Regions from separate parts of the Homo sapiens genome. Here region 2 is linked to region 1. Evidence: read pairs that join two places in POLR2A ChIA-PET (ENCODE). Cell type or tissue: PC-9. All regions are shown on one strand.

Region 1 (4,000 bases):
CACAGCCTCCTGAGTAGCTGGCACTACAGGCATGTGCCAGCATCTCCAGCTAATTAAAAAAATTTTTTTTGGCCAGGTGTGGTGGTGCGTGCCTGTAATCCTAGCTACTCGGGAGGCTGAGACACCAGAATCGCTTGAACCCAGGATGCGGAGCTTGCAGTGAGCCAAGATCGTGGCACTGTACTCCAGCCTGGGCAACGGAATGAAACTCCATCTCAGAAAAAAAAAATTTTTTTTGTAGAGATGAAGTCTCACTATGTTACCGAGGCTGGTCGCAAATTCCTGGGCTCAAGCAATCCTCCTCTCTTGGCCTTCAGCCTTCCAAAATGCTGGGATTACAGGATTATTTTCTTTCCTAGTTTTTTTTTTTTTTTTTTTGGATGGCATCTCGCTCTGTTGCCCAGGCTGGAGTACACTGGTGCGATCTCAGCTCACTGCAACCTCCACCTCCTGGGTTCAAGCGATTCTCCTGCCTCAGCCTCCTGAGTAGCTGGGATTACAGGCGCCTGCCATCATGCCCTGCTAATTTTTGTAGTTTTAGTAGAGACAGGGTTTCACCATGTTGGCCAGGCTGGTCTCGAACTCCTGACCTCAGGTGATCTGCCCGCCTCGGTCTCCCAAAGTGCTGGGATGACAGGCGTGAGCCACAGCGCCCCCTGCCCCCAACTCCCATGTCCCCAGATATTGCAAAGTTGCCCTGAGTGGAGAATTCTAATAACTTGCCAGCAGGCTAGAAGAACTCCATTTAAAACCCTTGCCAGGGCTGGGCATGGTGGCTAACACCTGTAATCCCAGCACTTTGGGAGGTTGAGGTGGGCGGATCACCTGAGGTCAGGAGCTTGAGACCAGCGTGGCCAACATGGTGAAACCCCATCTCTACTAAAAAATACAAAAATTAGCCGGGTGTGGTGGTGGGCACCTGTAATCCCAGCTGCTTAGGAGGCTGAAGCAGGAGAATCCCTTGAACCCGGGAGGTGGAGGTTGCGGTGAGCTGTGATTGTGCCATTGCACTCTAGCTTGGGCAACAAGGGCAAAACTCTGTCTCAAAATAAAATAAAATAAAACCCTTGCCAACACTTGGGATTTTATGCATTTTGATTATAGCTGCATTACTTGATGGGTTGACTAGGAGGACACTGGAGTGTCTTCTCACACAGACTCCATATTTAGTTTGAAGACGTCCTTCTATATTGCCTTATAATCTTCCCCAGGGAGGCCTTACAGTCTTCCCATTGCGTATATTACTCCTGAGCTTATGATTTCGGTTGCTTTGTGAAAGGTTATAAAAACCACAATTTCTGATGTGTTGTTGCCTGTCATGGGCTGGCTGTCGATCACCCTCTCTGACTTCTCTTACTCCTCCAAGCAGGCCGCCTGTAGGTTCACTTGGATTTCCCAGGTAGATGGCCCTATCATCTATGAATCTGCACTTTCGTTTCTTTCCAAACCTCACATTGCTTGTTTCTTGTCATATTGCATGGGCTGGCATCACCATTATAATGCTAAGTGGACATGGTGATGGTGGGAGTCTTAGCTTCCATTCCCCAGAAAGTAGCCAGATGCAAAGCTCAGTGTACACATTTTCTGGAAGGGAGGAACACACCGAGCCAGGGAGGAGGTGAAGCTGAGGCAAGGCTGCTTCTTACTCAGCTGCTGTGGCTTTTTGGAAGTTGCAGCTCAGCTGGCCACGTCTGCACACCCTCTCCCACGAGACCATACAGCGATGCTCCACCTCAGAATGGTCCACAGGGAGGAGGAAGGGAGAATAGTTTCTCTGCAAGCTCCTTCCTGTCTTCTGCTCTCATAGGTCAGAGTTGCTCTCCCGAGGAATTAAGTTCCCTGCATCTTCAGGTGGTGTTACTGGCCCCTCTTGGCAGCTGCTGGGCAGGCCAGAGTGTCTGAGGGTTTGGGGAAGCTGGCACATTGTGTGGAGTGAGAGAGAGGTTCATTAAAATTCCCAATTATTCCTATACATTCCCAATTATAGTCCCAATTGTATTTGTGGATTTATCTATTTCTTATTTTAGTTTTGTCAATGTTTGCTTTATATGTTTTAAAGCTCAGTTATTTGGCACATAGAAGTTTAGGATTGTTTTCTGTTTGGTTGCATGAACTCTCCTATCATCATGAAATGTTATCTCTTCTAATAATGGTTTTGTTTCAAAGTCCACATTGTCTGATCTTACTATCATTATACTAGGTTTTTGAAAACATTAATGTTTGCCTAATATATCTTTTTTTTTATTCTTTTGCTTTCTATCTTCCTGGATCTTGATATTTAGGGTTTGTTTTTTCTAAACAACATGCATCTTATTTAACTTCTCTCTGTTTTTTTTTCTTTCCTTTTTTTTTTGAGACAGAGTCTCACTCCGTCACCCAGGCTGGAGTGCAATGGTGCAATCTCGAGTCACTGCAGCCTCTGCCTCCCAGATTCAAGCGATTCTTGTGCCTCAGCCTCCCAAGTAGCTGGAATTATAGGCACGGGCCACCACACCTGGCTAATTTTTTGTACTTTTAGTAGAGACGAGGTTTCACCATGTTGGCCAGGCTGGTCTCAAACTCCTGACCTCAAGTGATCAGCCTGCCTTGGCCTCCCAAAGAGCTGGGATTACAGGCATGAGCCACCGTACCTGGCCTAATTTCTGTCTTCTGTTAGCTTCCGGGTTATGTATTCATTATCCTTTAATGGCTACCTTAGAGATGGTTATATTTATTTATTTATTTTTTTGAGATGGGGTCTCACTCTGTTATCCAAGCTGGAGTGCAGTGGCATAATCATGGCTCACTGCAGACTTGACCTCCCAGGCTCAGGTGATTCTCCCACCTCAGCCTCCTGAGTAGCTAGGACTATAGGCACCTGCCAACACACCCGGCTAATTTGTGTATTTTTGGTAGAGATGGAGTTTTGCCATGTTGCCCAGGCTGGTTTTGAATTCCTGGTCTTGAGCAATCCATCTGCCTTGGCTTCCCGAAGTGCTGGGACTACAGGCGTGAGCTTCTGCACCCATCCAGAGATTATGATAACATATTATCAGTTAATAATCTCGTGTCTTCATAAACAAGGCAAGAACCTTACAACTATTTAATTCTGTTTATCCCTCTCCTGACTTCTGTGCTGTTGTCATATATTTTACTTCCACAAAGTTTAAAAATTTTATAGGACATTGAATATTGTTTTATTTATTTATTTAGAGACGGAGTCTTGCTCTGTTGCCCAGGCTGGAGTGCAATGGTGCAATCTTGGCTCACTACAACCTCTGCCTCCCAGGTTCAAGCAATTCTCTTGTCTCAGCCTCCGAAGTAGCTGGGATTACAGGTGCCCACCACCATGCCCAGCTACTTTTTTTTTTGTTTTTTTTTTGAGATAGAGTCTTGCTCTTGTTGCCCAGGCTGGAGTGCAGTGGTGCGATCTCGGCGCACTGCAACCTCCACATCCCGGGTTCAAGCGATTCTCCTGCTTCACCCTCCTGAGTAGCTGGGACTACAGGCGCATGCCACTACACCCGGCTAATATTTTGTATTTTTAGTTGAGACAGGATTTTACCATGTTGGCCAGGCTGGTCTCGATTTCCTGACCTGTGATCTGCCTGCCTCGGCCTCCCAAAGTGCTGAGATTACAGGCGTGAGCCACTGTGCCCAGCCCTTGGCTACTTTTTATATTTTTAGTACAGACAGGGTTTCATCATGTCGGCCAGTCTGGTCTTGAACTCCTGACCTTGTGATACACTCACCTCGGCCTCGCAAAGTGCTGGGATTACAGGCGTGAGCCACCGTGCCTGGCCCTTGGCTACTTTTTATATTTTTAGTAGAGATGGGGTTTCACCATGTTGGCCAGTCTGGTCTCGAACTCCTGACCTCAGGTGATCCGCCCTCCTCGGCCTCCCAAAGCACTGGGATTACAAGCGTGAGCCACTGTGCCTGGCCCAATCATAGTTATTTTAAAGCCCTTGTTTCCTAACTCCAATATGTGGCTTATCTGTAATCTGCTTCTTCTGTTAGC
Region 2 (4,000 bases), 200 kb after region 1:
GCAGCCACACAAGGAAGCCCAGGACTCTTTGCCCCTTGGGCCATGGAGGACACACAGGTCGTGGGAGAAGCCTGGCAACCAGGCTAGGGAGCTCATTCAAGGCAGGGAAGATGACTTCCAAGAGGAGGCCAGCCAGAGGGTGGGGAGCCTGCTGGGGAAGGCAGGGCCCCAGGGGAAGAGTGCCCGGGCAGGGGCCCCCAACACAAGCAGGGGCAGGGAGGCCAGCACGCCATCCTGCTGGCTTGGCCAGACCGAGGGTGTACAGGTGGAGGTGAGCTGCAGCCCTGGAGGCTGGACAGGAAGGTCGAGGGAGGCTGGAAGAGCCTTGAATGCCACGGTGAGGGCATCTGAGTCTGTTCACAGGCCATCAGGTGGGTGGTGCTGGGAGTGTTGGCAAGCAGGCTGCTCTCTCTGGGTCCCACGTGGGACATGCTATAGCCCCTCACTCGCTCACCCCACTGAGTTTGCAGGGACTGCGCCCCTCTCTGGGCGACACCTAACACGGGAGAGTGCAAGCTGGGCAGACGGAAAGGGGGTTCTCGGGGTCCGTGGCTCCCCCTGCTCCTTGTGCGCCTAGGCTGGGTCCTCTTGGGAGGACCACTGCCAGGCAGGAGGCAGCCCTGCTCGTGGCTCTGTACCGTGCTCCCAAAGTCTCCACCGAGAGCACCCAGCAGGGTCCTGTCTGCAGAGTGCAGGCCCTCACCTGCCCGGGCCTTCGCTGCTGTTTGCCAAGGGTTTGTGCTGCACGTTCTGTGGCCAGATGTGATGTGGATGCTGTGATGAACAGGACAGACAGAAATCCCTGCCCTCCAGGAGCGAATAGTAGGGGGTGGGAGACATGGGGGACGTAGTACCAAACACAGGGGTGGTGACTGGAAGAGCAGCAAAGGGGAAGGGCGGGACCACTTCTGGGGATGCCTGGGGTCCGGGTAAGGATGCGGAGGCAGGGAGGAAGCCAGCCTCCTGCCCGGCGGGCACAAATGCCCCAGGCCAGGGGTACAGGCGGGCAGGTGCCGGAGCGCACAGAGGAGGGAGCTGCACCCTGCAGGCTGCGCCTTGAGTGTCCCATGGGGAGTCTGCAGGGCTGAGAACAGGAGGGTGAGGACAACCTCAGCAGGTTGTCGGGGCCACTGGCACTCGTTGAGAGAAGGGTGTGATGGGGCGCGGGAGACGCAGAGAAAGAATATGGGGTGGCTGGGTGGGGTGTGGTGGCTGACAAGGCAGGGTGAGGTGGCAGATTTTGCTGGTGGGCTGGATGGGCGGAGGTGGTGGTGATCGGGGGAGGGTGAGGAAGAGCCTGTCTGAAGGGGATGGTCAGAACTGCCAGGGGCGACTTGCTGCTAGGACCCCAGCGCATGGCCGACGGGCAGCCGGACGCAGGTCTGAGGATGGAAGGAGCGCCCTGGCTGAGATGCGCGTGGGACCCCTTAGCCCAAGAGGATTTCCAGCCTGGAGGATTTCCGGGGTCAGCAGGAAATCACAAGGGGTCAGGGTGGACACAGAGGTGGCAAGGAAAAGCTGGGGAGGGGACAAAGCTGGAGACAGAGCAGCCATCGGGGAAAGGAGGATGTGTGTGGAGTCCTGGGGCCAAGCACAGGAAGGGCTCCCAGAAGCGACCGGGGAGCTCGTCCGCACTCTGATGCCCCTGACACGGCCACATGCAGCCCTCAGGACCTTGCTGGGGCAGCTCCGAGTGGCTCAGGTTTGAAGGAGGTGGAGAGGAGGTGCCAGGAGCTGGTGTCTGAGGCTGACTGTCTCGGGGAGTGTGGCTGGGAAGGGGCAGGGGAGCGACGTGGTGGCCAGGATGCTCTTAAAGCTGCTGGAAGGATCTGGCAGCGGGAGGAGTAATCCCTGCAGGTGTGAGGGTGGCAGCTGTGATGCTGGGAAAGATGTTCCCTAATCCAGTGGGGTGCGGCAGTCAGCACCGGGAGGCAGAGGCGAGGCCGTGGAGACCACTGAGGGCGTCTGCAGCATCCCTGGGCCCAGACCTCAGGCCCTTGGCCTGCAAGAGAAACCCCCCGGTAGTGGAAAGTTCACTCCCTCCCTGAATGTCATGCACCAGCGACCGCTGAAGCCCAAGTCCAGGTGACCTCTGAGCATATGATGTGAGGGGCCCTTCCTGTGGTCTGCAGGCCAGCCAGTGACTTCCTTCCCCTTCTGGAGGTGGCTCCCGCAGCCATGTGCTAGGGTTGTCATGTGAGGCTGGCCTAGGCTTCCAGGCCCTGAGGCCACAGCACCATGCCACGTCCCCAGCTCTGCGGCCTCTCACCCTGGTCCAGGCAGCCCCTCTTGTCAGCCTCAGCCGTGCAGCCTGCACACACAGCCTGTGCCTCTCAGCTGGACGGCGGCTCTTCCATGCCCTTTGGCAGAGGCTCCACCCATCTGTGCAACTGCCTGGCCTCTGTTGCAGGTTCTGCCCACACAGGCAGTGCCCTCCTGCCTCTTGGGCCTGGCTGAGCCCGTCCTTCCACTGCTGAGACCATGACAAGGGGCGTCCACCCTCAGCCAGGACGGACCTCCCATCCCAGGGTGCAGACAACATATGGGAGCCACGTCACAGCTGTTTCACCGCTGGGAGCTGTTACCTCCCAGGGGGCTGTCAGCTGCCCAGGTCCCGAGGGTGTGAGACTGTGGCTGAGGACTCAGGGGGCTGGGGCATAGGAGCTGGGAGGGTGACATCACAGGGCCCAGAGGGTCCATGTGGAGACCAAGGCGAGGTTCCAGTGCGGTCCCAGCAGCAAGGAGGGAGATGCTGGGAAGGCGGTGGCCCCTAAGGGTCACCAGCAGATGGTGGCCACCAGCCCCTCACCGGTGCAGTCGGCTTCATGCCCCCAAGTCCTTTCTTACTCGCTGCCTCGTCTCATCCCCCCAGGCCCCAGGGAGCAGGCAGGGCCTTGATCCCTTGCCCCAGATGAGAAAATCCTGATGCTCACAGAGGAAGTTGCAAAAGGACAGTGCAACACCTCCCAATCTTGCTTTTTTGCTGCCTGTGCAGTTTTGCAAAAGTCACATCCCTGTTGGGGTGACGGGCGGTGTCCCTGCTGTCCCCCTACAGTCGTTGTGGGTCCTCCTCCCCTGTGCCCTGGACACAGCCCTAGTGGACAGAGGGCTCTGGTCCCCGCCCCACACTCCCCCATGGGCAGGATGCCGTTCTAGCTAGCAGCCCCCTCCCCACAGTGGCTCATACTTGGGCCAGGGATGCCCCTCCTCTGTATCCTCATCTGGGAAAACCCCAGTGCCCCAGGGGTGCCAGCCACACACCACTGCCTGCCCTGAAAGAGAAGGCGCTTGCCGCAATGCCCAGCAAAGCAGGATTATCTCCCGACCTCTGTGGGTCCGGCCTGCGGCGAGTGGAGCCAGGCCCCTCATCTCACCAGGGAGCAGGGCAGGAGTCCCCCTTCACCCCATCCTCCTGTCTCTGGACCCCTCAATAGTACCCAGCCTCTGCCCACGGCCCCTCCACGTCTTTCCCTGCCCCTTCCTGCTACCCAATCCTTTGTTCTTTTGCTGGGCTGAAAAGGGTCCCCGAAGATGTCTACATTCTAATCACCGGGACCTACGTGACAAAGGGGCCTCCAGATGTGGTTAAGTCGAGGCACATGGGATGGGAGATTGTTCTGGAATATCCGGACAGGCTCAGGGCAATCACAAGCATCAGGATAGGAGCTGGGGAGGGTCAGAGCCACAGGAGACTAGAAGATGCCACTGCTGGACTTGAAGTCGGAGGAGGGGACCGTGAGTCAGGGAATGCTGGCGGCCTCTGGGAATGGGAGACACAGGGAGAGATGGATTTGCTTTTAGAGGCTCCGGAAGGGAACCGCCCTGCAGGCATCTTAATGTTAGCTCCTTGAAAACCACGTGGGACTTGTGACCTCCCAAACTGCAAGATGATAGATTTACGTTGCTTTAAGCCACTGTGTTTGTGTAATCTGCCACAGCAGTTAATTAGTCAGAGACTAATACAGACCTTGTGCCGGGTGACCAGCTGACCTTTGTAAAA

What was found. ChIA-PET counts read pairs that join two places held together with the same protein. Peaks named below come from ENCODE experiments on the same cell type or tissue, not always from the same donor. Only the 100,000 strongest peaks of a DNase experiment are listed, where the experiment ranks them.
Region 2: POLR2A ChIA-PET joins it to region 1 with 11 read pairs; 3 of 35 experiments call an interaction of 5 or more read pairs at or near these places.

What each region holds. Positions count from the first base shown.
Region 1 is chr11:1,577,006-1,581,005 of GRCh38, forward strand. The region is part of intron 1 of KRTAP5-AS1 (KRTAP5-1/KRTAP5-2 antisense RNA 1); the gene reads left to right. Among named protein-coding and RNA genes, the nearest start is that of KRTAP5-AS1, 6.3 kb to the left of the region's middle. In PC-9, no CTCF peak of the experiment used is centred here; no DNase peak of the experiment used is centred here; H3K27me3 peaks cover 573 bases.
Region 2 is chr11:1,779,186-1,783,185 of GRCh38, forward strand. The region is part of intron 1 of LOC124902610 (a long non-coding RNA gene); the gene reads left to right. Among named protein-coding and RNA genes, the nearest start is that of CTSD, 17 kb to the left of the region's middle. In PC-9, no CTCF peak of the experiment used is centred here; a DNase peak (open chromatin) is centred at 3,926; H3K4me3 peaks cover 184 bases; H3K27ac peaks cover 235 bases.